2 separate regions of the Mus musculus genome follow, and region 2 is linked to region 1. A link is a loop called in an ENCODE intact Hi-C map of the cell type or tissue named here. Cell type or tissue: left cerebral cortex. All regions are shown on one strand. Each heading gives the region's core, and the rest is flanking DNA. Links, peaks and the distances in the headings are about the cores only.

Region 1 (15,425 bases), core at 4,522-12,521:
CCTGCCTCCCTTGGCGCCCGGTCCTCTCCCGGACCCTGGCCAGCTGCCGTGGGCACTTTCTGTGGTCTCTGCTGAGGCTGTGGGGCAAGAAGATCACGCAATGGGTTGGGGGGGGGGGGGAGGGGAGAGGAGAAGGCATGAAGGATGCTGGGAAAACCTATGTGAAGTGGCCTGGGATGTGGATGGCGGTTGGGAGGGGGGTAATGAGGGTGTAAAACCGGCGGTTAGGAGCCTTTATGAAGGTCTCCAGTGTGACAGACATTGCGCTGGAGGATTTGCATATATCCTTCCGTTTGCTACTCCCAAAGTCCCCCTGGTCATAGTAATAATAATCATTACCAACAATAGCAATACGGTGTGAAACCCTAAGCGCCCCCTCCCCCGTCCCCGCTGGAGTTGAAGGCTTGTCTCAGTTAATCCTCATGATCGCTTTGGGAGCCAAGGTCTTTTATTATGGAGAAGCCCCAGGCCCTGAACAGTTCAGGGACTACATCACTGAAACTGGAGGGAAAAAGTGTTCCTACTCCACCTGAGTCTTCCTAAAGCTTTATCTACTGAGTCCCAAGACTTTTCTGTGCCTGGGAGAGTTAAGGAAAAGCCAAACTTTAGTGTAGGAGCTATGGTTCATGTGGTGTACATCTGACAGCTGTGACACAGGGGGACCACAAACCACATGGCTAGCACAGCTTATTTTTTAATGTATTACCTTAAGAAAAAGAAATGTATTCTGGACATAGAGGCCCTTTATGATGACAGACTTTGTTATAGTACAGTTAAGAAAGCTAGGTCCGTGGCAAATAGACTTCTGGGTTTCGTAGTGAGTTCCAGCCAGAGCTTTGTCTCAAAACAACAGCAACAACAAAATAATAACAAAAGATGTTTAAGGAGTGAGAGCCATTGCTGCTCTTACAGAAGATCTGGGTTCAATTTCTAGCACCCAAATGGAAGCTCACCACCCTCTGTAATTCCAGCTCCAGGGTATCTGCTGCCCTCTTCTGGCATCCATGGGTACTAGACTCATATAGTACACATACATACAATGTGACAAACATTCATATCTGTAAAAGAAAAAAATAAATGGTTTTTAAAATGAAAAATAGTCTGTTCATTTTTATGTAGCTGCCTTCTTCAGAAGGGGGCTGTGAACCCCAAAGTCTTGGCTCCTTGAGGTCTTCCTCGTCCTTACATCCTCAGATTCTTGATGGCACTTAGTCCTAGCAAATCTCTTTCCATTCTGCTTGTGGGAATGTAATATAGTATGGAGCTACTGGGTGCCAAGCACTGGTTTAGGCAGGAGGTATAAAGTAAGTGGGCTCTCTGCAAGTATCAAAAAAATCAGCCAGCATGCCGGGCGTGGTGGCACATGCCTTTAATCCCATTTAATCCCAGCACTCAGGAGGCAGAGGCAGGTGGATTTCTGAGTTCGAGGCCAGCCTGGTCTACAAAGTGAGTTCCAGGACAGCCAGGGCTACACAGAGAAACCCTGTCTCGAAAAGACCAAAAAACAAAACAAAAACAAAAAACAAAACAAAAAAAAAAAAAATCAGCCAGCTGAGGATTGGTATTGCTGGCATAACGCTCAGGAGACAAAGACAGAAGGAGAGTTTCCAGGCTAGCCTGGGTTACATAGTGAGACCCTGTCACAAAAAGAGATAGGGAAGGGAGAGAGGCAGAATATTAGCTAGCATCTAAAGTAGTACAGAGCTGGATAGTGGTGGTGCACGCCTTTAATCCCAGCACTCAGGAGGCAGAGGCAGGTGGATTTCTGAGTTCGAGGTCAGCCTGGTCTACAAAGTGAGTTCCAGGACAGCCAGAGATACACAGAGAAACCCTGTCTCGAAAAAAAAACAAAAAACAAAAAAAGTAGTACAGAGTCTTATGAATGGACAGGAGCTCCATTTGACAATGGAGGTAAATAAACCTGGCCAGCAGGGTGTGCTTTCTGGAGAAGGTAATGGTAACATTGGGCATCTAGATAGAGGAGATGCTTCCAGTTAGCCCTGGGTACCAATTCACCACCAAATAAACTGGACATAGTGGGAACACAGGTAGGTAGAGTAACTGATTGGTGGCACACTCCTTTAATCCCAGCACTTGGGACACAGAGGCAGGCAGATCTCTGAGTTTCAGGCCAGCCTGGTGTACAGAGAGAGTTCTAGAACAGCCAGGGCTACACAGAGAAACCCTGTCTCGAAAAAAACAAGCAAAAGGTGAGAGAGGCAGAGTAATCAGTTAAAGGCCATCTCACTGACTTACATGACATACAGTCCCCAAAAAAACAAATTCAAAAATAAGTTTCTATCCCAGTGGCTTCCTGCATTGTAGTAAGGGAGACAGTAAGGAATACATGTGTTATATTTTTAAGTGTTTATCAACACGATGGAGAAAATTAAAGCAGATGTCAGGTAGACAGAAATAGCTTAGGGAAGGCCTTCCAGGGAAGGTGCTAGAGCAAGAGATCCAAGTCACGTTGGTGGAGAAGGCTGCACTGCTGAAACACTGAGATGCCATTAAATTCAAATTGATAGAGCTCTCAAGCCATGAGAGCTTCAGTAATAAAAAACCTGTGGTGGTGGAATATTAATCAATCAGTTTCTCTCCAGTGCCATAAATTTCTAATCGAGACAATTCTCTAAACTAGAACATTCTCTAGTTGTGAAATTTTAAATGATAAAACTTTGAGGGCTGGAGAGGTGGCTCAGGGGTTAAGAGCACTGACTGCTTTTCTGGAGGTCCTGAATTCAATTCCCAGCAACCACATGGTGGTTCACAACCACCCATAATAAAATCTGATGCCCTCTTCTGGTGTGTCTGAAGACAGCAACAGTGTACTCACATACATAAAGTAATTAAATAAATCTTAAAAAAAAAACCAAACCAACCAGAAGTAGTTGTGAGGAAAGGATCAGAAGTTCAGGGTCATCCCTGACTACAGCTGAGATCAAGGTCTAGGTCACATTCGACAATGTCTCACAAAGAAGTTAATTTAAAATAGAATGAGGGGTGGTATCGCTCAGTAACACACTGAATTGGGTCAGAAGTTTTAGCCCCTACAGGTTCTTGAGTCTCAGAAATGCCTCAAAAGGCTACAAAGAAGAATACTTATGAAGTAAGAGGATCTGATGAGCTTTGATGTTGTTTTTAAACAGGATTCTTCTAGTGTAACCCTCCCTAGCTAGTGTCTCAGCAATCCTTCTCTTCCAGTTCTTCCCAGTGCTAGGATTACTGATGTAAGCCACTATACCTGGTTTATTTTTTTCTTTTACGAGATGAGCCTCATGCAATCCAGGTTGTCCTTGAATTCACTATGTAGTTGAGGTTGGCCATAAACTCCTGATTCTCTAGAGCCTCTTTCTCTCAAATGCTAGGATTACAGGTGTGTACACAATTCCTTTTGTTTGTTTGTTTGTTTGGTTGGTTGGTTAGTTTTTTATTTTTTTTCAAGACAGGGTTTCTCTGTATAGCCCTGGCTGTCCTGGAACTCACTTTGTAGACCAGGCTGGCCTCGAACTCAGAAATCTGCCAGCCTCTGCCTCCGGAGTGCTGGAATTAAAGGCGTGTGCCACCACCACACCTGGCCATTCCGTTTTTTTTTCCCCTTATGTTTTTGTATGAATGTTTGCCTGAATGGATTGCTTGTGTCTTGTACCCATGGAATCCAGGAAAAGATGTCTGATTCCCTGGAACTAGATTTAGGCAGTTTTGATTCAACATGTAGATGCTGCTGGTAGAACCTGGGTCCTTTACAAGACAAGCATGCATCTTAATTGCGGAGTCAGTTCCTTGGCCAATCTTCCAGCAGAAAACCGATAGGGACTGACCAAAGTTTGTGATATAATAGGATTGGTAAACACCTGAAAAGTGGCTTTTTGAAAAAAATCATAAATGTTACCATGTGTAGTGTCCCATGCTTTTAATCCCAGCATTTGGTAGGCAGATTTAGGTAGGACTCAGTGAGTTCAAGGACAGCCTGGTCAACAGGATAGCTGGGGTTATATAGAGATACCCTGTCTCAAAAAACCAACTAGAAAGAGAGAGAGAGAGAGAGAGAGAGAGGAAGATGATAGATGAAAATACATCTTGTTTCCAATGGGGGAACAACACTTTCATTTCCCAAACAACCTAGGAATAGTCTGAGAAATTTCCCCAGTTTCCAGGGAAGAAATGAGAAAGGGCAGGTGCAACTGTTGCTCCTCCTAATACACTGCAGTTGTACAGAGTGGCTCGAGTCCCAGATGAAGTTGTTTTTCATGATAGCATGAGGCATTGTGACTCACATGTAAATTAATTTCATGTTGAGCGACTCATCCACAGAATGGAGGATTCCACACATGCTCAGGTCCAGAAGGAGCTTAAAAGGGAGAAGGGCTTAAAAGGGAGAAGGGCTTTATGCTGGAGCCTTAGTCTGCATGCTGAGCTGCAAAGGAGAGAGCTGGGTGTCACAAGCCTGAGTCCAGGTGGAATCCTGAGCGTAAGCCCATGCATAGACAGGTCAGGATTCTGAGACGATGCTCGAAAAATATTGAAATTAATCTGTGGTCTGACCAAAAAAAAAAGGTATTGGCCAAGTTGAACAAATTGTTTGCCCAAAGAAATTGGTTTGCAGCAACTCCCTGAGCAATCAGTAGGTGATCTGTTGGTTTACAGTATTGTTTTTCCAGACAAGAGACTCTCAGGGAGTCAGTTGACAGAGAGACCTCAGCTCTCAGCTCAGAAGTTGGGTAACATTGAAGATGGTCTCAGTCTTTCGATGAACCCAGTTCCTGTTGATGGGCACTTAGATTTCCCCCAGTATTTGTCTCAGACATCACTGCAGTGATGCTCTGAGCATATTTAGGGAGAGTTTCCAGGGTTCCCATCTGGAATTAGAACAGCTAGGTAGGTGTGAGAATGAGCAATTTCCCTGGAGTCCAATAACCTCTTCCCTGCCTCCCAGAAGGGGAAACCCTCCCTCTGTGATCACTAGAGAAGACAGCAGGAACTCCCAGGGCCTTGCCCACACCGCCTGCCTGCCCACCTGCCTGTCCTCTCTTGTTCTGGCAGATTAACAGTGACCTGTGACCCTGACAGGCTGGCCACACTCCCGGCCAATTTCAGTCTGTCTAAAGGAGTCCCAGGGGTGGTCAGGGCCTGGGGATGTGTTGACCAGATGGGCCTGGGAGGTCTTGGATCAGCTTATCCCAGGAGGCAGAGCAGGTGGGTAGCCCCTAGCACACATCCCCCCCCCCAACCCCCAATATTCCCCATCATGCATCACTGGGCTAGAGCAGGAGCCAGATGGTGGGGATGGGGCAGCTTTGTAGCTTCTGGCCTAACAAAGGATCCTCTATGCTGCCCCCCTCCCATCTCCTAGCTCAGCCAGTCAAGTCTCCCCGGCTGCCCAATCACTCTCGGTCCTGGCTTTCTGTTGAGACTATCCCTCTTCCCATTCCATTTATGGAGGAAGCGTCCCAGGAAGTGTTCCTGGAGAGCCTTGGATTTGGAAACTTATCTGTCAATCAGAGAGTGGGTAAGTGTGGCCAAGAAAGTGTGGCCAGCCAGATGGTCTCAACCGGTTGCTGATTCAAATGCAGTGAAGGGGGAAAGGCAGCAGAGGGTCAGGTGCAATTGTTGGTCCTCCTAGCACACTGCAACTGGGCAAACCCAGTCACTAAACTGACCTTCAGTGGGCCTTCTTCAGTGGTCTCAGGAATTGTTCTGGATGGCTGGCCTCGAGAGGGAGATGCTTGTAGAAGAGTCTTAAGGTGAAGAGAATAAGCCTGGGAGTCTAGTGACTCCACACTGGCTGCCGAGTGCACACTTGGACAGGTCGCCTGAGGTCTCAGAGCATAGTCTCAGGGGGAGGTGACCTAATGTGAGGTAGCATGTAGAAGCCCTCAATACATGCAGGTTAAATCCACCGTTTTCCTATAGCTAGGAAGAACTTGCAGGTCTAGAGGTGAGAAACCTCCAGGTGGAGAGAGAAATCCTAGGGCACCTGTAGCTGGTAGGTTCAGGCCCAGAATCCTTAGAACTCCTCAGTTACAATCTTGTGTTCTTGCCTTGACTCAATTTTCTCATCTGTAAAGTGGGTTAAATGACAGCAGTGGCCTCGTTTTATTCAAGAAGCATTTTGAAATACAAAGCCCACATATTATTAAAAGATAATAATGTAAGAATGTAGTGAGGAGTAAATAAATTATTGACCAGGTGATATATAGACCCCACTGAATAACAGAGCTGTACGGGAACCAATAAAGGGCCTGGGGAGATACCCTTCAGGCTGAGCTCCAAAAAGATTTCCAAAAAAAAAAAAAAAAGATTTCCAATTCAGTCCTGCCTTGGGGCATAGCTGAGAGAAGGGGGTGGAGGGGAAGCTGCCTAGGGTAGCCGGAAGCCCTGGGCTGCCTTCCAGGATCCTCCTTGCCTTTGCTGTGAGACTCTAGGCCTCTTGAGAGTACATGGTTTAGACTCCACTATTTCTTTTTCATCTTTCCTTTCCCTGTTTAGGCATCTGCCATCTCTAAGGAGCCTATGGCTCCAAAATCCTCTTCATTTCAATCAGAACATGTGGGAGCAAAGATGAAGACTAACTTGGGAGGGAGGCAGCAAGGCCTGTGGGGAGGCCAGCACTCATGAAGAGTTGCCCTGCAGAGTCCCTCTCCGCCCCTCACCCAGGGCCCAGCGCTTTCAATTGGCTCCCTGGTGCCAAGTGAAGTCTATTAATATCAAAGTAATGAGGTAATTACTGTGATTTTGGAAAAATTACCAGTGAATGCTTTTGAGGGAATTTCTGAGTGAAAAAGAGGCCGTGTGAAACATCTGCGAGGAAAAGAAAAAGAGTTGCTCTGGCGGAAGCCTGAGTGCGAGCGGTGTGGATGTGAGGAGAACCACAGAAAGGGGGAGCTGTGTGTGTAACTAGGGGCAGGCTTTTAGGAAATCCCTGACTTTGGGTGGTGAAAAGCAGAAAGGAAAATTCTGGAGCCAAAGAGTTGGCCCTTTGCTCCCCTCATTCCCCTCTTCCCCCATTTCTTTCTTTCTTTCTTTTTTTTTTAAGATTGATTGTTTTATTACATGTAAGTACAGTGTAGCCATCTTTAGACACACCAGAAGAGGGCATCAGATCTCACTAGGAATGGTTGTGAGCCACCATGTGGTTGCCAGAACCTGAACTCAGGACCTTCAAAATGAAGAGGAGCAGTCAGTGCTCTAAGCCATCTCTACCCACTAAGCCATCTCACCAGCCCCCTCTTCCCCCATTTCTGAGACACGGCCTCCCTATCGAGCTTTGGCTGGCCTAGAATTGGCGATATAGACTAAGCTGGCCTCAGATTCCTAGAGATCCACCTGCCTCTGGCTCCTGCATGCTGGCATAAAGTGGGGCTGGAGAGACGGCTCAGTGCTTCCGAGCACTTGCTGCTCTTCCAGAGGACCCAGGTTCAATTCCCAGCAACCACATGGCAGCTCACAGCTATCTGTAACGCCAGTTCCAGAGAACCTGACACCTACCTTCACATGGATATACATGCAGGCAAAATACTAATGCACAGAAAAGAAAAATAAGTTGTATTTTTAAAAGATGTTTAAAATTCTTACTGAGGGCTGGAAAGGTGGCTCAGCGGTTAAGAGCACTGGCTGCTCTTCCAGAGGTCCTGAGTTCAAATCCCAGCAACCACGTGGTGGCTCACAACCATCTGTAATGGGATCTGATACCCTCATCCGGTGTATCTGAAGACAGCAACAGTGTACTCACATGAAAAAAAACAAACAAACAAAAAAACAAATAAATAAATTCTTGCTGAACCAGGACTACACTGTCTCCAAAAACCAAAAAGAAAGAAAAAAATTTCTTGCTGAATAAAATGACTAGTTCTTCAAACATAGTAATAACAGTATTAATCTCAATAAAGCGGTCCTCAAGCCAGTAGCAGAAATTTGAATGAGATATTACTATTATTATATACTTTGTCGAGGTAGGGTCTGGTGTATCTAGGGCTGGCTTCCTACTTACTGTGTAGCTGAGAATGACCTTGAACTTCGGGTCCTGCTGCACTACCCAACTGCTGGGACTACAGGCCTGTGCTGCTTCACCTAGTTTACGTGGGAGCATTAAACCCAGGTGTTCCTACATGCTAAGCAAGTACTCCATTAACTAAGCTCTGTCACAGCCCCTTGTTTTGTTTCTGTTTTTTAAAAGCAGGGTTTCATGTAGCCCGTGTTCACCTTTAACAGGCTTTGTAGCTGAGATTGGCCCAGATCCTCTTACCACCGCACTTAGTTTACTATTTATTTTTGTATGTTCTGGGGGTTGACCTCAGGGCTCCACGCATGCTAAAGGAGCACTGCACCGACGGACCTACCTTGAAACCACACCAGGAGCCATTGTTAGGTCTCCATACCTTACAAGGATACCTTTCTGTTTCCCAAGCTTAGTGCGTCCACAAACCACACTTTCCAACTTGTGCTGAACTTGAAACCCTGCTTCGCCAACCTCCTAAACACCTGTTCTGACCGCCCTTCCACAGGATACAATCTTGCTCTTATCTACCCCACGGGCTACCTTGGGCCCCAAGTTCCTCACTCTTGGGTCCAGGTGCTATCACCCCTGACCCTGCCCTTATAGGGGGATCTCAAGGGCTGGAAAGATGGCTCAGTGGTTAAGAACACTGACTGCTCTTTCAATAGATCCTGAAGATCCTGAGTTCAAATCTAAGCAACTACAAGGTGATTCACAACCATCTATAATGGAATCTAATACTCAAACTGTTTTTGAACAAATGGATCTCAAAGTCTGCCTGGAGGGAGTTCCAGAACAGCCAGAGTTATAAGAAGAAACTCTGTCTCCAAAAAACAAACAAACAAACAAACAAACAAACAAAAAAAAAAAGAGGGAGAGGGCTAGAGAAATGGCTCAGCTGTTAAGAGCACTGGTTGCTCTTCCAGAGGTCTTGAGTTCAATTCCCAGCAACCACATGCCGGCTTAGAGCCATCTCTAATGGGATCCAATACCCTCTTCTGGTGTATCTGAAGACAGCTACAGTGTACGCATATAAATAAAATAAATCTAAAACAAACAAAAAAACCCAAAAAACAAAAACAAAAGCAAAGCAAAAACAAAACAAAACAAAACAAAACACAACAAGGGAGATGTCTTGGCTTGTGATTCCTGAACTTGGACAGCTAAGGAGGGAAGATTTTTCAGTTTGAGGCTATGCTGGTAGATCCTTTGTGAAAGAAACGAAAGATAAAGCGGGAGAACAGGGTGAGGGAGACATGGAAGAGAGGAAGGAGAAAAAGAAGAAAGGAGAAGCCCACTCCTTTTCTACTTTTGTTACTTATTCCCTTGTTTTCAAAGGGAATTGTTCTAAACCAGGCCAGGACCCTGCACTAGGCACTCCCCGACTGTCTGCTGCCCCCTGCTGGTATTCCCTCCACTCCAAGACAAAAGTTTTAATTTGAAAGAAAAAGGATAAGGATGGCACTGATTCCCCAGGAACTCAGGCTGTCCTGCCCAGCTGGTGTTTTGGGATGTGGACCTTGAAGGCAGAATCTTTGCATCCTGAATTAAGCATTAGTCTGTCTGGAGCCCTAAACAGGGCCTTTTTCCAGTGCCTGCTTCTGGGCTGCAGGGATAAGGCTTGTTGAAGTATTGCTTAGACCAGGAACCTGAATGATGAACACCTTTCTGGCTTCTATTGACTCTATCATAAAAGGTAGATTCTTTGCCTTGGCAGACCTCCTCTGCTTCATTATGTAAACATGTATGTCCTTGACAGAATCTGTAAACACAGGTAAAAGCATTACACAGTCCATTATGTTAAAACAGATTACATGTTATAATTTTTTTTTCAAGACAGGGTTTCTCTGTGTAGCCCTGGGTGCCCTGGAACTCACTCTGTAGACCAGGCTGGCCTCGAACTCAGAAATCTGCCTGCCTCTGCTCCCAAGTGCTGGGATTACAGGTGTGCGCCACCACGGCTCAGCGTGTTGTAAATTCATTCTGGTATGCTTTCTATAACGATGCTGAGGTGATTTTGAGCTCCCTTTGATTAATTAAACTTATGTAATTATATCCTATATTAACGTACATAATTAATTGGTTTATCTATTTTCTTTTTCTTTTGATACAGGATCTCAAGGCGAAACCTTTGTTAGTTTCAAAACCTGTGGTCATCTTCCTGCCTCTGCCTCCCAAGTGCTGGCATTAAAGACATCCCACCATGCCTGGCTTTTTTTTTTTTTTTTTTTTTTTTTTGAGGCTGGGTATCATGTAGCCCAGCCCAGGCTGGCCTTGTTGCCAATGCTGGACTTGAATTCCTGATTCTCTTACTTTCTCCTCCCAAATGCTAAGATTATGGAAATGTGTTATTAGCCAGGCATGGTGGCTGACTGCATGCATGTACTCTAAGTACTTGCCTGGTGCCCATGGAGGTCAAAAGAGGGCATTTGTCTCTGGGAATTGTAGTTACAGATGGTTATGAGCTGCCATGTAGGTGCTAGGAACCCAACCTTGGTCCTCTGCAAGAGAAGCAAGCAGTCTTGACTGCTCAACCATCCCTCCAGATTTCTCTCAGCTATTTCTGAGACTGGGTCTCACTACTTAGCTCTGGTGGCCTGGAACTCGCTATGTAGACCAGTCTGGCCCTCCTCTGCCCCCCGAGTATTGGGATTAAAGGCCTATGCCATCACAGTTGTCTGAAATGGTTTTCTTTTCTCTTCTTCTTTTTTTTTTTTTAAGATTTTTAAATTTTATTTTTATTTATATAATTTAAGTATATGGGTACACTGTCACTATCTTCAGACACACCAGAAGAGGGCATCAGATCCCATTATAGATGGTTGTGAGCCACCATATGGCTGCTGGAAATTAAACTCATGACCTCTAGGAAGAGCAGCCAATACTCTAACCACTGAGCCATCTCTCCAGCCCCTCTTTTTTTTTTTTTTTTTTTTGGGAGTGAAATTTTATTTTATTTTTTAAGATTTGTTTATTATTATTTATAAGTTCACTGTAGTTGTCTTCAGACGCACAGAAGAGGGTGTCAGATCTCATTATGGGTGGTTGTAAGCCACCATGTGGTTGCTGGGATTTGAACTCAGGACCTTTGGAAGAGCAGTCAGTGCTCTTACCCGCTGAGCCATCTCACCAGCCCTCTCCAGCCCCTCTTAAATGGTTTTCATAATAGCATATATTAATTGTGCATGATGCTAGATTTAAAACTATGACATTTTCTTTTTTTTTTTTTTTTTTTTATTAAAAGATTTATTTATTTTATTTTATTATATGTGAGTACACTGTAGCTGTCTTCAGATGCACCAGGAGAGGGCGTCAGATCTCATTATGGGTGGTTGTGAGCCACCATGTGGTTGCTGGGATTTGAACTCAGGACCTTCGGAAGAGCAGTCGGTGCTCTTAACCACTGAGCCATCTCTCCAGCCCTGACATTTTCATATATGCATATAAGTATTTTGATCATATCTTCTCTCCACTCCTCTCTCTGTTCCACTTCTATTCCCACTGATTCCGTTCTGGGATCAAATGTCTCCCAAATGTCTCCTTTACAACTTAATTTGTTATGTTTTACTTTGTTTGAAACAGACTTTCTCTGTAACAGCCCTGGCTGTCCTAAAACTCACTAGACTGTAGACCAGACTGGTTTTGAACTCACAGAGATCTGCCTGCTCTGCCTCACGCCCAGCTAACATGTGCTGTATATGACTCCTCACTGTCACAGAGGGGTGGATACGGAGCTACAACGCCCAGTCAGATCCTTGGGAGTCATGGAGTATTGACCTCTTCCGGCCAGTCTAATCATCTGCAGTAGAAGGCAAGAGTGCCAGAGTATTCACTGATGATACTTAATAAGTGTTTGGTTCTTGGAAGGCTTATTGGCTAATAACCAAAAACATTTCTCATGTATTATGGACATCATGAAGAATGCCTGCTTTTTCTTCTGCTACCAAAAGTTCTAGGACTTCTCCCTCATTCATTCTTCTTGTCTCCTTTTTCACATGGACACTGACTGTTTGTCCAACACACTTTTTTTTTAAATAATTTTTTTAAAGATTTATTTATTTATCATATGTAAGACACTGTAGCTGTCTTCAGACACACCAGAAGAGGGCGTCAGATCTCATTACGGATGGCTGTGAGCCACCATGTGGTTGCTGGGATTTGAACTCAGGACCTTTGGAAGAACAGTCAGTGCTCTTACCCGCTGAGCCATCTCGCCAGCCCCCAACACACATTTTTTAAATTATATTTTTATTTATGTATGCATGTGTGTATCATATGTGTCACATGCATGATGTGGTAGTTCCTGTATGGAAACAACCTGTAGGGGCAGGTTCTCTCCTGCCATGTGGGTCTTCCGGATGAACCTCATGTCATCAAGTTTGATGGCAGGTGCCTTTACCCACTAAGCCATCCTACCTTTTTCCGTAAGATCCTATAAGTTCTTGGATGGCCTTACCAATATTCTATATACATAAGGAACATTTTTTTCCCCTCACTCTAGCTGGACTGGAACTCATAGAGATTTGTTTGCCTCTGCCCCTGGTTGCTGGGAATAAAGGTGTCTGTTATCACATTAGGCAGAAGCATCTTTTTATTTATTTATTTATTTATTTATTTATTTATTTATTTATTTTTGAGATTTTAATTTTGATGTGTATGAGTGTTTACTTGAATGTCTGTGCACTGTGATCATGCAGTGCTCATAGAGGCCAAAAGTCAAGGGCTGGGCCTGGTTGGTGCCGTACATCCGCAATCTTAGATGGGGAGGTAGAATTAGGAAGATGAGAAGTTCAAAACCACTGTTGGCTCCGTAGTGAGTTCAGGGCAGCCTGGCTTTATGAGACACTAACTCAAATAAAACAAACAAAACAAAAACAGAAATAGAAAAGCCCATTTCCATGCTGTTGTCTCACCTCCAGTGGGCATGTAACAGGCAGCACAATTATTTAGAGAACTCTCAGGGGATGGAGAGATGGCTCCGTGGTTAAGAGAAAGCTGCTAAGATCCTGGTTCAATTCCCTGCCCTCACATGGGAACTCAAAACTGTCTATAACTGTAGTTTCTGGAGATCTGACAGATATGGATGCAGGCAAAATGCACATAAAATAAAAATAAAGAATTAAAAAAATGAGCAGAGAGTAGGAAATGCCATGCCTGCACTTGGTCCTTTGCTGGAATCAAAGGCTTGCACCACCACTGCCTGGCTTTTTTGTTTGTCTTTGTTGTTGTTTGAGACAGCATTTCACTGTGAGTCTTTGGCTAGCCTGGGATTCATTATGTAGATTAGATTGGCTTCCAACTCACAGAATTCTGGGAATAAAAGTAGGAGTTGGGCTGGTGAGATGGCTCAGTGGGTAAGAGCACCCAACTGCTCTTCCAAAGGTTTGAAGTTCAAATCCCAGCAACCACATGGTGGCTCACAACCACCTGTAATGAGATCTGACTCCCTCTTCTGAAGTGTCTGAAGACAGCTACAGTGTACTTACATGTAATAAAAAAAAAAAAAAAAAAAGTAGGAGTTACAACACCTGGTATCATTTTTATATTTGGAGAAAGGGTCTCTTGTATTCTATACTGACTGTCAACTCATTATGTACACCATGGCCTTGATTTCCTGATCTTCCTTCTTTCCCCTCCAGTGCTGGTAGTGTAGGACTTCTTCACCACATCCCATCTCCTTTCCTCTCCTCTCCTCTCCTCTCCTCTCCTCTCCTCTCCTCTCCTCTCCTCTCCTTCCCTTCCCTTGCATTTCCCCCCTTTTCCTTTTTTAATTTTTATTTATTTGTTTATTGAGACAGTCTTACTATGTAGCCTTTGCTGGCTTGAAACTCAAGCTGCCCTTAAAGTCATAAAGCTCTATCCTGCCTCCCTCTGCCTCCCAAGTGTTGCTATCCTTTTTTAATCTTTTTTTTTTTTTTTGAGATTTCTTAATTTTATTTATTTATTTATTCATTCGTTTATTTATTTGCTTTTGCCTGCAGATATATTTGCACCACAGCACCACATGCATTCCTGGTGCTTACAGAAGCCAGAACAGGGTGCTGGATTTCCTGGTACTGGAGAGTTGTTAGCCAGTCTCGCGAGTTCTGGGAACCGAGGCCTTCTGGAAGAATGGCCAGTGTTCAGGCGCATCCTTAAAGAAAAATACATTACTGTATGTGTATGTATTTGCACTTGAGCACAGGAATGCATGCGTGCATGCTTTGCATGCTCTGCATGTTATGAGTGTATGGGAGTATGCACCATGGCATATGTGGAGGTCAGAGGACAACTCTGGAATTAGTTCCCTTTCCACCTTCACATGGGTTCTGGGGAATAGAACTCAGGGCGCAAAGATTGTATAGCAAATTCCTTTACCCTCTGAGCCATCTTGCCACCTCTCTTTTCTTTTTTGAAAACTGTATTAAAAATATATATATATATTGTGTGAAGCCTACCTGTGTGAATGCTACACAATTTTCAGAAGTTGGTTCTCTTCTGCCACCTTGTGGAATTTGGTGGATTGAACTCAGTCATCAGGTCTGTACACAGCCTCTCCAGCCAGTGAACAATCTTAACTGCTCACTTTCTGTTTGTTTGCTTTTATTTGTTAATAAGCAGGCCCTTACACGCCTGGAGTTGTGGCACATGCCTTTAATCCTTGTATTTCAGAGGCAGAGGTAGGCCAATCTTTCTAAATTTGAGGCCAGCCTGGTCTACAGAGTGGGTTCCAGGACAGTCAGAGCTACATAACAAAGAAACCTTATCCCAAAATATAAAACCAAACATTACTATGTAACCTAGGCTTGCTTCAAATGTGTAGCAGTCCACTCTTGAGTGTTGTGATTATAAAGATGAGTTACCGAGCTTCATTGAATCAGCGTATTGTGGGTTCCAAAGCCTTTAGCCCTTTTCCTGGGCTACTCTAGCAATTTGCTTGATTCAGACTTCTTACACGTTAAAGAATTTGAACCATAGACCTAAGAATTTAGTGTAGCCAGGCGTGGTGGTGCATGCCTTTAATCCCAGCACTTGGGAGGCAGAGGCAGGTGGATTTCTGAGTTCGAGGCCAGCCTAGTCTACAGAGTTACAGGACAGCCAGGGCTACACAGAGAAATCCTGTCTTGAGAAAAAAAAAAAAAAAAGAATTTAGTGTAAAGGAATGTTAGCATCCTAAATCCTGACATTTAGAAAGCCAAGCCTTCGTATGTTACCAGAGCCAATTGATTTCACCTGATCTTAAGCAAACTAGCTTACCTTGAACTCTGTCTTTCTGTCTGTCTGTCTGTCTGTGTACATGAGTGGGCTATGGAATGCTTGTGGAGATCAGAGGACAACTTTTGAAAGTTAGTACTCTCCTACCTGGTGGGTCGTTTGGCTTAGACATATGTGCCTTTACTGCCGAGCAATTTTATCAAATCCCTGTTCCTCTCTCTGTCTGTCTAGTCTG
Region 2 (15,425 bases), core at 2,628-10,627, 170 kb before region 1:
CAGCCTGTTGTCAAGTCCTTTCTCAGGATTCAATCTGCAGATCCTGCTCGTAGTAGGTGCTCATTTGTTCACTTACCTCTTCCATTTGTTGAGCACCTACTGTGTGCCAGATTCAGTTCTGTGCCCTTAAGACAAACAAACAGAATCTGGACTCTGCTCTGCAGGGTCTTATACTGAGGACAGGAGAGCTTCATAAAGCAGCTTACACATGCTAAGTGGTGCTGAGAGCCATGCAGGACAGGTGAGGAAGGGGAAGGGCAGGTACTCACTAACTCGAGGTGTCAGGGAGTGACTCCAGTCTGCAGAGAGAGCTATCTATGCCCTGAGGACCTGGAGCACCCTGGCCTAGTTCAGATCTGTGTGTACATCCGAGAAACCTGCCTGGACCAGCTGGGCCTGCACTCATGGGGGCTTTCTGTTTGTGCAGTCTCAGAGAGAAGCTTCAGGCCATTCTGAAAGCCACGTACATCCACTCTCGGAACCTAGCCTGCTTTGTGTTTGCCTATAAGAGTCTCCATGCCCTACAGTCCCATGTGCAAGGCGAGACCCACCAGATGCACTCTTTCCTGGCTGCCTTCATCGGGGGGCTCCTGCTGTTTGGAGAGAACAATAACATTAATAGCCAGGTAAAGGCTTTCCGGAGATGGATGGGGCCAGTGGGGTATCTTTTGGTTGGCATCTGTGTTTAAGGTCTTAAGAATCTCCAGTTCCCATGTGGCCTTGTGTCTGTGTCATTTGTCCCTGAATTTGCCCACGGCGAGGGGGGGGGGTGTTTTTTGGGACAGGGTTTCCCTGTATACCCTTGTACACCTTACTCTGTAGACCAGGCTGGCCTTGAAATCGTAGAGACCTACTTGCCTTTTTCTCCTGTGTTCTGGCTTTAAAAGCATGTGTCAGTACCACCCTGCACAGTTTTCCCTATTTGTAAACCAAACCACAGCTGGAATCCAAGGGTTCCCCACATCAATGTGTCTGCTGCTCTTTGGGGCAACGATCTTCTTGGTGGTGGTGGTGGTGGTGGTGGTGGTGGTTGGGACAGGTTTCATCTTTTTCAGGCAGGCCTTGAGTTTGCTATGTAGCTGAGGCTTGGATTGAACTCCTGATGGTCTTCCATTGTTCCAGGTTCTGAGATTACAGATATGTATCACCTGGATGGTATACAGACTTTATTATTTATGTGTGTGCCTCTGTGTAGGGTGTGTACCTGTGTGTGGGTGTGCATAGAGGCCAGAAGAGGGTGTTATCTCGAGCTGGAGTTGTGTGCCGCTGCCCTATGTGGGTGCTGGGAATCGAACTCTGTCCTCTGCAAAAACAGCAAGTGCTGAGTCATCTCTCCAGCCTAATTTTTTTTTTCTTAAATATACTTTGACCTGGATGTGGCAGTACACTGAGAGACTAATGCCCTGATTTGAAGCCAGCCTGGGCTGCATCTTAAAACAAACAAGCAGAACTCAGTGAAATTGAAAATGGGAAATCAAAAGAGAAAAGCTGGTTCTCTGCAAAGATGAATCAAATCACTAAGCCTCTATCCAGGGTCACCTACAAAGACTTTGTCATACTAGAAATGACACAGGTTATGTTTAATGTCTTGTGTACATTCAAAGACCTTGAGGAGTGTCAGCACTCAGAAGGCAAAGGCAGGAGGATCTGTGTGAGTTAGAGGCCAGCCTGTTCTACGTAGTAAGTTCCAGGACAGGAAGAGCTTGTTTGTTTCTTTGGTTTTGAGACAGGGTCTCTCTGTGTGGCTTGTGAGGTGCTTCAGCAGGTAAAGTTGCCTGCCATTAAATCTGACAACTTAATTTGATTCCTGGGACTCACATGAAGTAGAACCACCTCCTGAAGGTTTTCCTTTGATCTAATGGGAAACTCATCCTGCACCCCCTAAAATAAAATAATAAGAAATGAAATATAAATTTTTTAAAGCTCTTGAATACCATGGATCACTATTCTATTTTTGCAAACTTGGTAGCTGAGATGAAATAGACTGATTCTTCAGGAAGAAAAATGTGCCCAGGTCACATAGGAAAGACAGTGTGGATGACCAGTATCTGATAAAAGGACAGACTCTGCCTGGCTTGCTCCCAGGTGCTCAGAGACATTGTGATCAAATCAGAAAATGGATGCAAAAGAAAGGTCCTCTTCCCCATCCCTGTACCTCAGGCTGCTGACAGAGCCAGTCGCTGCTGCCCATGCTCGCGCCAGGGCCATGCCCATTGCATGGAGATGGGAAGAGGACTGGCCTTGGGCCATCATACACTGTGGCAGTTGGTACATGTGTCAGGTTGTGGAAGCATTTTCATTTTGTTTTGTTTTGTTTTTTGAGACAGGGTTTCTCTGTGTAGCCCTGGCTGTCCTGGAACTCACTTTGGAGACCAGGCTGGCCTCAAACTCAGAAACCCGCCTCCCTTTGTCACCCAAGTGCTGGGATTAAAGGCATGCGCCACCACTGCCCAGCCATTTTCATTTTGTAAGGAAGTTTTCTGAGGTCCTTTTTATATATGGGTGTTTTGCCTACATGTGTGTTTGTGTACCATATGTGTACCTGGTATCCATGGAGGCCAGAAGAGGGCATTGGATCTCCTGGAACTGGAGTTACAGATGCTTGAGAGCTGCTGTGTGGACGCTGTGACATGAACATGGGTCTTCTGGAAGAACAGCCAGTGCTCTTAACCGCTGAGCCATCTCTCCAGCCCCAGATTTTTTTTTTTTTAAAGGATTTTCAAAATAGGGTTTCTCTTTAGACCTGGCTGTCCTGGAACTATGAAGACCAGGCTGGCCTCAAACTCAGAGATCAGCCTGCCTCTGCCTCCTGAGTGCAGGGACTTAAAGGCATGCTCTACCACCACCTGGCTCCTTCTTTTTTAAAAACAAATTTTTTTTTAATGTTTTGGAGTGTTTGCCTGCATATGTGTGTGTGTGCACCATATATATGTCTGGTACCTGGGAAGCCAAAAATGGGTGTTGGATGCCCTGGAACAGGAGTTACACAAAGTAGTGAGCCACCATGTGAGTGCTGGGAACTGAACCTGGGTCCTCTGTAAGAACAGCACTGCTCCCAATTTCGGAGCCATCTCTCCAGGCCCTTTTATTTTTTGAGACAAGGTCTCATGTTACCCAGGCTGTTCTCAAACTCAGCGTACAGCATTTGGACTGTTGGCAGTGTCCCCCCCAACCAGCTATCTCAGTTTTCTTACAGCATCTTGCTCTGTAGCCCAAGATGGCCTTGAGTCCTGAGTTCTCCCTGAGCCTCCAGGGCTCTGGAGTTATAGCCATGGCCAGGCGGCCTGGCTTAATTTATTCCTTTTCATTCCTAAGCAGTATAGGAGTACCACGGGGTTGTTGTTTTTTTAATCATTTGCTGAAGGACATTTGGGCAGTTTCTAGCTTTGGAATATTATAAGTAGAGCTGAGAAGAACACTCTTGTATAGATTCTTTTATCAACATAAGTTTTAGTTTTTCTGGGATAAAAGCCCAAGAGTGTAATTGTGGGTTGTGTGGTATATGCACGCTTGGTTTTAACAACCTGCCAAGAAAGAAAAAGAAAAACCCCAACAACCCTCTGCCAAGCTGTTTTCCAGAGGGATTATCATTCTCACCAGGGAGCTAGGAATGGCTCGGCTACTTTCTCCACATCCCAGCTAACATTTGGTTAGTTGCATAGTCTATTTTACCCATGTTTTAACATTTTTATTTGTGTGCGTGCATGTGTGCATGTCTGTCTGTCTGTCCGTGTGCTATGATTATAAGTGCAGGCATGCTCCTGCTATGGTGTATGTGTGGAGATCAAGGGACAACTCTTGGAAGTTGGTTCTGGGATCCCACTGTTGGCTCTGGGATCAAATCCAGCTTGTCAGGCTCTTATTGCCAGCGCCCTCACCCCCTAGACCATCTCACTGGCCCTATCTCAGCCATTGTGACAGTGCATCTCACTGTGTCCTGACTCTGCCTTCCCCTGATGGCATCTCCTCGTTATCATTTTCTTGCCACCAGTATAACCTCTTTGATGAAACTTTCATGTCTTTTGCTCATTTTCCAGTTAGACTATTTCGAGCTCTGCAGACTTTTTTCAGACCGGCTACGTGCTGATGCCTTGCAGATATGCGTTGTGGATGTCTCTCATCTGTAACTTTTCTTTCTCTGAGATAAGGTCTTGGCATGTAGCCCCTGTTGGCCTGGAATTTATTCCATACACTCAGCTGGCTTCACAAAGAAAAAAGAAATGGAATTTCAAGGAAATCCGAAATGTTATTTTTTCTTCTTGGGGGCTCTTTTTATTTTATTTTATTTTATTTTTGAACTGCATATAATTCATTTTTAAAAACTTCTAATAAGGGAGCCAGGTGTATTGGTGCTCCCCTTTAATCTCAGTACTTGAGAGGCAAAGGCAGGAGGATCTATAAGATCTCCAAGGCCAGCCTGGTCTACAGAGTGAGTTCCAGGACAGCCAGGGCTACACAGAGAAATCCTGTCTTGAAAAACCAAAAAAGAAAAAAGAAAAGAAAAGAAAAGAAAAGAAAAAAGAAAGAAAGGGAAATATTAAGATGTCTGAGCCATGCCACATCAATCATCTTGCATGTTAACTTTGAAAGTCACAGAGCCAGTGCGCGGTGGATGTCCAGTGCTTGTGGTCGGGTGGGCAGGTGAAGGTCCCCAGAGGCTGTGCTGACGAGTAACCCTGAGCATTTCCCTCCCTGCAGATCAACATGTACCTGACCTCACGCGTCCTGTACGCCTTGTGCCGCCTGGGTGTGGAGAAGGGCTATATCCCTGCGCTCAAGTGGGACCCGTTCCCCTTGCACACTGCGGTGATTTGGGGGCTCGTGCTGTGGCTTTTTGAGTACCACCGGCCCACTCTGCAGCCCTCCCTACAGTCCTCCATGACCTACCTCTACGAGGACAGCAACGTGTGGCACGACCTCTCAGACTTCCTCATCTTCAACAAGAGCCACCCCTCCAAGTAACACAGTCCAAGGTGCTTCAGGAACTCCTCCGCCCAGACAGCTTCCAGGCAGCAGCCCACCTTCCAGGCAGCTGCTCAGGGTATGGTTCTGTTGGCATACCCTCGTGGAGGAGCCTGCCTTCTCAAAGTCATAATCCTCACACTCCAACTTGTATTAACCCAGGCTCCCATTTGCTGAAGTAAAAGTACTGAGTTTTCCACTTACCAGTACTTTTGAGTACTGTAGCAAGTGGCTGGGTCCCATTAAGGAGTCTGTGGCTTGATTCCAGATGCTCTTCCGACTTCTGTAAGGCCAGGGCAAACTCACCCCCTCTCAGCTTCAGGTCATTCACTTCAGGGGAGGACCCTCCGAGGAGAGTGTCTTCCTGGTGGATATGATGGCCCTTCCCCTCTACTGTATATCAGAGGGCTCCTTGCTAGTGGGCAATAGGTTACAAACACTTTGAAAGGGGAAAAAAAAACTAAATTCTTTGTCTAAATTATTCTGCTGAGAAGTTCTGGAGCCCTACTGTCAAATAGGAGCACTAGATGAGTCACGTGCACAGCACGTGTCAAGCTTGTATGAGACGCAGGATCCTATCACCAGCACTGAGAATAAAACTTCAAGTGTCCACATTTTTTGAGATGCATTAAGAAGGCTGTGGCCGGGCAGTGGTGGCGCACGCCTTTAATCCCAGCACTCGGGAGGCAGAGGCAGGCAGATTTCTGAGTTCGAGGCCAACCTGGTCTACAGAGTGAGTTCCAGGACAGCCAGGGCTACACAGAGAAACCCTGTCTCGGAAAACCAAAAAAAAAAAAAAAAAAGGCTGTGGCAGTAGGGTTGTGAGCTCCAGGCCAGGCTGCGATACATTAAAAAACAAACAAACAAACAACCTCTGTCTCAAAAAAAGGCGGGGGTGGGCGTCCAAGGAGATGGCTCAGTGAGTCAAGATGGTTGCAGCCAAGCCTGGCGACCTGAGTTTGATCCCTGTGTTCTACATGGTGACATGGTGGAAGAAGAGAACCAGCTCCTGCAAGTTGTCCTCTGCCCCCACATGTGTGCCTTGGCATGTGTGCATGCACACGTGCACACACACACACACACACACACACACACGCACATATACAATAAATAAATGAAAATATAATAAAACATTAAAGAACATGTAAAATTAATCTTAATCATATATTTTGCCTGCATGTACATCTGTGTACCATGCGTGTGTGTGGTACCAGCAGAAGTCAGCAGAGGGCGCTGAGTTCCTTGGAACTGAGGGTATGGGTGTTGTGAGCCACTATGTGGGAAATGAAGCTTGGTCTTGGTCGTCTGCAAGAGCACTTAAGTTTGTTGTTGTTGTTGTTGTTGTTGTTGTTGTTGTATGATTGTTTGAGGTTTTTTTTTTTTTTTTTTCCCCAGACAGGGTCTCTCTGTGTAGCCCTGGCTGTCCTGGAATTAACTCTGTAGACCAGGCTGGCCTCGAACTCAGACTGCCTCTGCCTCCCAGTGTTGGGATTAAAGACGTGGACTGCCTGGTGAACTAAGTGCCTTTCACCACTAAGCCATTTCTCCAGCCTCAGACCTTTAATCGTGTATATTTTAACTCAATATTTCCCAAACTGTGCCATTGCTACATATGTTAATATAAAAGATTGGTAACAGCCTTTCTTGAAGTATGTCCTCAACACTGCCAGTGTGTTCTGCGTGCACCAGGTCACACGGTTATCCTCACAGAAGGTTCCGGAGGACACTGAAAATCTGGAACTAAAGACACAGTCTGAGCCCTGCCCCCACTCTGTGATGCATCCCCGGGGAAGGCTCTCCAACTCTCAGCACCTCCAGCCCTGCTAACCCGATGCCCACCCTGGACACTTGGCAGCACCTGAGAGCCACTATACCAGTGACTTCAGCATAGCGAGTTTCTCCTTCCTCCTGACTGCTTTGCATATGATTGTCTTTAATCCCTAGTAACCTTGCAAGGATGCACGCTGATCCATGTTTTCCAGGTATGTGGTCTCAGGATGATTTGAACAGCCTGCCTGACTTTGAAGCCCGTGTTTCCTTCAGTGCCCCGCATTAAACCTAGAAAACCTTAGCCGTGCTTTGCAGTCGTTGATTATAGCATCTGACATTTGACACCAACCCAGATGCTCACAGGAGCTCTTGGTGGCATAAATGGAAAGTGCTTGGGGTGCTATGGCACGGGGGGGAATGGGGCACAGTGGACTGGAGAATTGTGTGCCAGGCAGAATTTTTAAAAACCATTCATCTGAAGGAACAAAACAGCTCTCAGAAAAGCCTGGTCCGGAGGCTACCGATTTGAGGCACTTGGTTTGGTGCAGTGCATTCCTTCCACCGTGCCCTCTCCTCCTGTCTTTTTATGTGACTGAAATGACCAGTAGAAGTCTACTCGAGTCGCTGGAGTGCTCATCACTGTGCGGATTCTGGGCTGGCATGGAGACAAACGCCCATATTCACAGCACCTGGGAGGTGGGGGCAAGAGGAAGGGAGCTCAACGTCATTTTCTGCTACAAAGCAAGTTGGAAGCCTGGACGACTGAGACCCTATCTCATGAACACATGAATGAATGAGTGGATGAATGAATGAATGAATACAATGCAAATTCTGACCCAGGGGGTCTGGAGCTGGTCCAAGGTATGTCTTATAAGTTTCCCAAGCTGTGGGTACTGTTCTAGGAGCCCCGCCAGCTTGCTGAGGGGGTGGTGAATGGCAGTTGTCCCAGGTCACTGACCAGTCACAGAGCTGCAGGGCAGCAGAGGCTCTCTCTGACTCCCCAGTGCTCTCAGCCACGGCCGTTCCCTGCGAGTTCAGAGCAGATCGTTTGGAAGAGCTGCTTTCTCTGCTGGAACTGGAAGATGAACCAGCGCTGGAGCCCGTCAGGAGACGGCCATTGCCAGGCAGGTCTAGTCTAGATGATGGGGAGCCCTGCCATCCTCTCTTCTCTTCATACCTGGCTTCTCCAGTCGCCACTCCGGTGTCCCCACCCCCACCCCCCCACCCCCGCCTGAGGGATCCCACTCCTGGTGCCTGATTTACCACTCTGCGGCAGGTGTGAAGTTTTAGAGATTAATATGCCCCTTGAGCAGCATTAGGCCAGCACTAAGAAATATCATCACAGGCAGCTCCCAGCCCTCAGAAGAGATAACCCTCCATACACTCTGCGTGCTGCTTGCTAGAGCTCCAAGCAGGGCTGGACTCCAGGTGCCCATGGTGGAAACTATCTCCTTCAACGCCACATCCATTGCATCTGCTGGGACAGTGCGTCACTTGCACACAAACCCTTGTCTTGGGCTTTATTATTGGAGAAAAACCCAAACTAAAATTGGCTACTAGTCAATACACTAAGAGGCAGTATAGACAGTTGCAAGGGGTAAGGGCTTTGGAGCCAGCATGCTCAGGTTGGAGCCCTGACGGATGAAGTGGCTTAGCCATCTGTGCCTCATCTGTAAAAGGGGTGTTGTGATGACATGCGCCTCGTGGTGTCTGGAATGATTAAGTGACGCATGTAAAGTGAGCATTCAATAAGACATTGCTCTTATTTCCAATAGAACAAATACAGGAGGAAGCTGGTTGTAAGAAATAAGTGTGCCCTGTGTTTAGCCGGCCCTTCTCCCCAGTCAGCCTTGGACTCCTGCCCTGATATCCCTCCTCCACTGCTGGGGGTGGCCTGCTCCACCACTTACTGACTCTGCTCTCTAAGAATAGGTTTCCCTCGCAGATGGTATCTCTCTGGATCTTGCCAGAGCATCTGGTGCCTCCAACTGCACACTCCAGGGAGGAAGGCGGGGTGGTCCCCACAGAGAGGAACAGAGCCTGTCTTCAACGGCTTTGGGAGGAGCCCAGCTTCACTCCTTCCTTGCTGAGCCTCCATTTTCTATGATCTGTGTGTAGGGATTGCCAAAGGGCCATTGGCACATGGAGAGGAGCTATTGCCATTCGCCTTCCTTAAACAGCAGAGTGGATTAATCTACAATTACTGAAAAAGTTAAAATATTATATTGTTTAGTTAACTTTCTTCCTGTGGGGGGGGGGTCTTGATTTTGGTTTTTTTGTTGTTTTTTGTTTGTTTTGTTATTGTTTGTTTTAAGACAGGGCATGCCCAGCAGTGGTGGCGCACACCTTATATCCTAGCACTCGGAGGCAGAGGCAGATGGATCTCTGTGAATTCAAGGCCAGCCTGGTCTACAGAGCAAGTTCCAGGACAGCCTGTGCTACACAGAAAAATCTTGTCTCAAAAACCTAAAACCAAACAAACAGAAGGACAGGATATCATGTAGCCCCAGGTTAGCCTTAAACCCAGCATGCAGCTGAGGCTGGCATTGAATTCCTGATCCTCCTGCTTCCACTTCCTGAATGCTAGGACTATAAATGTGGGTACCTTGCTTTGTCGCTGGCAAGCTGCTCAGGAGAGGCAGAACACAGTCCGTGATAAGAGTCCCATCCCATGTTTCCCGGATAAGAAACAGTGGGGTCTAGGACAGACACTGTGGTTCCTGGCCTCCTGTGTACCCAAGAGACCTTGGGGAACTTGAGGAGTTGGGAATGGGGTCTGTGTCTCCTCTACCCACCATGCAGGAAGGGGAGGGCTGAGCCTAGGACTGGGGTGAAATCCAGTTTGGTTCCAAGTGAATGTCAAGAGTATGGAGGGACCAGAAGAGAGAAGGCCTTCTACCGGAGATGTAGTCTTGGCTCTTTAGGATGAAGGTCTCGTGCCTTGTAGATCTTTGAAGAAGGAGAGGGTCCTTGCTTGGCCAAACTGCTTTATTTGATGGGGGAATAAGAATGCATACATCTTACTCAGGGTGAACCAGGGATTAAATGCCTTTTTCAGGAAGGAGTGCCCAGGAAGGGAAGTTCATTGGCTGAATGCTGATACCTCATTATCATGGAGAACGGCAGGTGTCTGTGCTTCGCAGACCTACTGTCACAGGCCTCTTAGTGGGGTGTCATGATAACACGTCCCAGATCAGATCAGGTAGTTTGGTGGGGAGCTGCCCTCACGCCTACTGTTCTCAATTCTGAGATTTCCAGGGGCACGGTCCACTTGCCCCACAATGCTTGGGTTTCCCCACAACCCGTGTGTGTGTGTGTGTGTGTGTGTGTGTGTGTGTGTGTGTGAGAGAGAGAGAGAGAGAGACAGTCTCACTCTATAGCCCAGGATGGCCTGCAATTCAGTGTCTAGACTAAGTTAGCCATGGTGGTGGCTTCCCATACATTCCTCTAGTTCTCACCTTTCCGGGGCAGCAGGAGAGATCTAGTTCATTCTTTATCCCCCCCTCCCTCCTCCCCCCCCCTCTCTCTCTACACACACACACACACACACACACACACACACACACACAGAGTAGCATAGGTGGTCTGTTCCTTTCATTTCAGCACTTGGGAGTCAGAGGCTGGCCTATGAGTTGGACGATCAGTCTGATCTGCACAGGAAATTCCAGGCGAGGCGGGGCTACAGAATGAGACCCTGTCTCTCAAACAAATCAAACCATCAAGCTGTACAACAATCCTATAGCAAAGGGAAAAGTAAGACTCTTTCTTAAGCTCAGTCATAAGTAGCCCCTTGCCAGGGACACCCACTCTAAGAGTGCCCTCAACTCTGCATGTGCATGCATGCGCACGTGCAAACATGCGTGTGTGTCTGGGGTGTGTGTGTGTGTGTGTGAGTGTGTGGAGGTCAGAGACCTACATTAGGTGTCTACCTCAGTTGCTCTCCACTTTATTTTTGAGATCTCTCAGTCTCGCTGAACCTGGAGTTCAGGAATTCAACTAGGTCAGCTGGCCAGTGAGCCCCAGGGATCCCCTGTCTCTGTGTCCTTGTGCAGGGATCACAGACACACACTACTGCACCTGGTGTCTCACATGGATACTGCGGATCCCAAGTCTGGACAACGCTCGTAACTGACTGGGTCAGCCCTTTCCGGCTTTGCTCCACCCCTGGCTTCTAGCACTTTCAGAGCTTTACACTCTTCTGTGAACAGTCACTTGTCTTTGTCTACGAATAAACCTTTATATTGCATTATCTTGACTCTGACATTGCTCCTCATCTGTGTGCTTGGGTCACTTTCTATATAAAGTGAGCCTTTGAGGGGCTGGAGAGATGGCTCAGTGGTTGACAGCACTAGCTACTCTTCCAGAGGACCCAGGTTGATTCTCAGCACCCTCATGATAGCTCACAGCTGTTACCTCAGTTCCAGGGCATGCAACACCCTCTTCTGGCTCTCTCAGGTACTGCATGCACATGGTGGCCAGAGGTACAAGCAGACATAATATTCTCACATACCCATATACATAAAAAAAAAATCATTTATTCTGTATACACACACACACACACACACACACACCGGCCAACAATAAGTCTTTTCTTAAGTAATCAGACTTCAAAGTGAAGGAAAAGGATGATGTTAATTTGGGACCTTTCTGCTTCTCCATGCCCAGAATAGAGATCGTCAAGCAAGCCCATGTGAGAGCAATGATTTGCAGACTAAGATGCCGAGAAACTGCCCATGATGCTCTCCACTCAAGCCTTCCACATCCATGCTCCAGAAAGGATCCTGGCAACAGCCTCTCTCTCCACCCTGTTCCCTTTAACTGCCCTGTGAGTGCATTCGGTTTATAAGAAGCAGGCTTTGAACCCTTCGTTCGCCTAAACCAGAACACTGGGTTCTGCCCCCCCAGAATGAAGCCATGTCACGACAAGCTGTGACTTAAGGTCGGCCTTGTCTTTGAGAAGCCAGAGCATATTTATAAAAGGAAAAGTGTTTGCCCCTCTTCCCTTGCCTTGTTTCAGATTCAGAGGGAATATGTCTTACTCGGCCTTGAAGGGCATTTCAGAGCGAAGGGTTTGATGTTAAGCAGAGGCAGACGAGGCCAGTCCCACCCTGGCAGAGGACAAAGGAGAGCTGGGCTCTCTTCTAATGTTGGTTTGAGAAATCTAAGTACAGGGAGCCTGTGTTTTGCACCAGCTCTGCTCAAGAACGCCCGCGAAAGCCGTGACTTAGAAAGTAGGCTGCACTGTACACAGGTCCTGGCGTGAATGCCAGGATCCTTGCTCTTCCGGCCGTCTCCCTGTGGGCTGGGTGTCAGCTGAGATTCAGGAGTAGGGCCAGGCCACATCAGCTCTTTAGACACTTCTTTTGGACTGACTTTGTTATGTCATGAATTCCTCTGGCATCTGTGGGAGCCCATGGTTCCCTCTCAAGAGTGTTGTTTCCAAAACCCATGCAATAAAGTATATAGAGCCAGGACCAACAGAGTAGGCCTGTCTCAAAAACAAAACAAAAAACTCCAAAACAGCCCCCTTTTAAAAGCCCCAAATAGCAAAACCTAAGATCTAATGAAATATCCCCAAAACACAAACAATGTCTTAGCTAAAGCAGTGAGCCCAGCACAGCAGGCAGGGCTGTAAGCTCCTCTGTGTGTTGAGCGCACGCAGTGCTGGGGTTTGAGCCCTACTTTTGAGCCAAGCAGTCTACCAACTGAGCTACATGCCCAGCCCTGGAAAAGCTGTCATTTGTGTCCCCTGTGTAATTTCAGCCTTCAAGAGGTAAAGGGAGGTGGGTCATGAGTTCGAGATCATCTTCTGCTACACTCAGTGAGTCTGAGCCAGTGTCTTGGATTTCTGTTCTGGTGCTAAGACACCATGACCAAAGGCATTTCGGGGAGGAGAGTGTTTATTTCATCTTCTAACTACTCACGCCACACCCAGTCACTGAGGAAGCTGGGCAGGAACCGCTGAAACTGAAGGAGAAGTCATGGAGGAATGCCCCTGGCTTGCTCCCTCTGGCTCGCTCAGTCTGTGTTCTTTTTTTTTTTAAATTTATTTATTTATAATATGTAAGTACACTGTAGCTGTCTTCAGACACTCCAGAAGAGAGCATCAGATTTTGTTCCGGGTGGTTGTGAGCCACCATGTGGTTGCTGGGATTTGAACTCAGGACCTTCGGAAGAGCAGTCAGCACTCTTAACCGCTGAGCCATCTCACCAGCCCCTCAGTCTGTGTTCTTATACCAACCCACCCTTATACTGCCTGCCCAAGGATGGCACTGGCCCCTCCCATGTTGTCAGTCATTAAAATAAAGGGCCCAATGGTTACATCCACAGGCCAGTCTGATGGAGGCATTTTCTCAATTAATGTTCCTCATCTTGGGTGCTCTAGTTTGTGTCAAGTTGAAAAAAAAAAAAACAACAAACATGGCCAGGCAGTCTGGACTACATGAGACCGTCACGAAAACAAAACAAAAACAACCACCAAAAGACAAAAATGAAAACCAAGCTGGTTAGTGATCAAGAGCCTGAACTGCTCTTGCAGAGGTCTTGAGTTTAGTCCCAGCATCCACATCAGATGCTCTGAGCACATCTTCCCCACCAGACAAACAAAATTAAAAATAAAATAGTTTTGGGGGGCTCAGTGTGATGACACACACCTTTAATCTCAGCACTCCGGAGGCATGAGTTCAATGCCAGCCTGGCCTACATAGTAAGCTCCAGGACTCTGTAGAGAGACCTTGTCTCAAAACCAAAAAGTTTTTTAAAAATTCTTTTTTGGGTCAGGCGGTGGTGGCACACGCCTTTAATCCCAGCACTTGGGAGGCAGAGGCAGGCGGATTTTTGAGTTCGAGGCCAGCCTGGTCTACAAAGTGAGTTCCAGGATAGCCAGGGCTACACAGAGAAACCCTGTCTCAACACCCCCCCCCCCCAAAAAAAAAACCAACCAACCAAACAAACAAACAAAAAAACACTTTTTGGGCCAGGGATGTAGCTCAGTGGTACAGAAATTGTCACTCGCCATTTGGTGACTTAGGGATATATGTTCCTTCTATTGTTTTAGTTTACTATCATTGTGGTTAGTATTTTGAGATGAGCTCTCACTATGTAGACCTGATTGATCTTAAACTTACTAAGTTAGGCCAGGCTGGCCTTGGATTCAGACATCCTTGATTCAGCTACCCAGTTGCTGGGTTATAGTTGAATACAATATACCCTCCTCTTCCTTCTCCTCCTCCTCTTTCTCCTTCTCTTCCACTTTGCATTAACTAACAAAGTCTAGCTGGTTACAGTCACACACATCTACCATCCAAGGACTCAGGAATAAAGAGCTCAGCTGTGAGGAGCATACATTGCTCTTACAGAGGACCCAAGTTCAGTTCCTCTGCAGTCACATCCGTTGGTTCACAGACACCGTAACCCCAGCTCCAGGGCATCTGAGGCTTCTCACTTCCGTGGGCACTGGACTCACACGCACATATCACGCACATATCACGCACATATCACTGTCAGCCAACAACACATACACATAATTAAAGAGAAAACGAATCCCCAGGCATGGTGGCAGTGACCCACACCTTTAGGCAGGTAGGTTTCTTCCAAGTTCAAAATCAGATAAATAAGATCATATATATAATATATGTCATATCATATATGTATATATATATAAATTCTGGACTCAAGGTGAGGCAGGAATATCACAAAGTTGAGACCAGAGCAAGCCAGTAAAAAGACCCTATCTCAAAAAACAAATCAATCCATAAAGTGGGAAAAATACAGCCCAGACATGGTGGTACACACTTGTAACCCCAACATTCATGAGGCAGAGGCTAGCCTGGGCTACATAATGAGACTATATCTCAACAACAACAAAAATCCAAAACAAAACAAAACAAACAAACATCCTTCTATGGCTTCAAAGGTCCGGTAAGCCTGGCTATCTAGCCATCACCTGGACACTTGCATCAAGCCTAACATCTTTAGGAGCTCCATGCGTCCTAACCCGAGTGAAGGCTCAGGTGCTGCCTGCAGTCCTCTGGTTTGTCACAGACCTGCCTTTGGCAGGCCTAAGCAAAGGAACACTAGGATGATGTGAGTTCCCTTTGGGGAAAGACTTTTCTACCCCTGTGAGGAGCGCAGCACAGGCTCAGAGTGCGGGCAAGAAGCCCTGTGGTGCAGGGTGTGCTGGGCCAAGGTTAGGTAGTCATAGGTAGTGAAGGAAGAGTGGGCGAATCTGGGGTGTCCTCGGAGAGCGGCACAGTGACCCAGGGCTTAGGAGGGGTGAGAGAGGAAGGTGTAGTGAGTAAGCCCCATGTTTTTTCTACTTTAGGGTTTGCTTGCAGCCAAGAGATAGGCCTGGACCTCATACCCCTCCCTGTTTCTCTCTATCCTCTCCTGCCCTTCACGGCCCTTCTGAGGACAGCCGCCTACCAGGCCCCTGGCATGCCAGGCTTCGCAGCTGGCCCTGATTGTCATTGCTCCCCAGGGAGTCATGGGAACACACTCTCCTTGCCCTCTTCACCCCCCTCTTCCCAGACGAGGCCAGGCCCTAACAATGCCCCCTCAGCCATCCAGTGGCCTGGACACAATGCCCCTGTTTCGGTTCATTGCCAGCTCCAGGAGGCCTGCTGGGTTTCCTGGCCTGTCTTGCATATATATAACTCTGGCTTCCAGAAGAGATTTTTTTTTTTTAATTTAAA

The links. Peaks named below come from ENCODE experiments on the same cell type or tissue, not always from the same donor. Only the 100,000 strongest peaks of a DNase experiment are listed, where the experiment ranks them.
Region 2: it touches region 1 in a loop (4-fold over the local background); 11 of 42 quality-filtered maps call a loop at or near these places.

Annotation. Positions count from the first base shown.
Region 1 is chr2:154,411,276-154,426,700 of GRCm38, reverse strand. It overlaps Gm39962 (a long non-coding RNA gene), which reads left to right and starts at 5,372. Exons shown (of 3, transcript XR_866871.2): 1 at 5,372-5,509; 2 at 6,490-6,720; 3 at 10,110-10,202. It overlaps Gm52564 (a long non-coding RNA gene), which reads right to left and starts at 100. Exons shown (of 3, transcript XR_003954074.1): 1 at 1-100. RefSeq lists an enhancer at 1-1,275 and a cis regulatory region at 1-7,297. In left cerebral cortex, for the core only: CTCF peaks have their summits at 6,867, 9,401 (motif pointing left) and 12,208; DNase peaks (open chromatin) are centred at 5,367, 6,736 and 9,397; H3K27ac peaks cover 235 bases.
Region 2 is chr2:154,577,366-154,592,790 of GRCm38, reverse strand. Pxmp4 (peroxisomal membrane protein 4) reads left to right here. Exons shown (of 4, transcript NM_021534.3): 3 at 428-626; 4 at 4,699-5,747. The coding sequence ends at 4,962. Gm39963 (a long non-coding RNA gene) reads left to right here and starts at 9,161. Exons shown (of 2, transcript XR_866872.1): 1 at 9,161-10,485; 2 at 10,785-10,981. In left cerebral cortex, for the core only: a CTCF peak has its summit at 6,172 (motif pointing right); DNase peaks (open chromatin) are centred at 6,189, 7,449, 7,765, 8,680 and 2 more places; H3K27ac peaks cover 897 bases.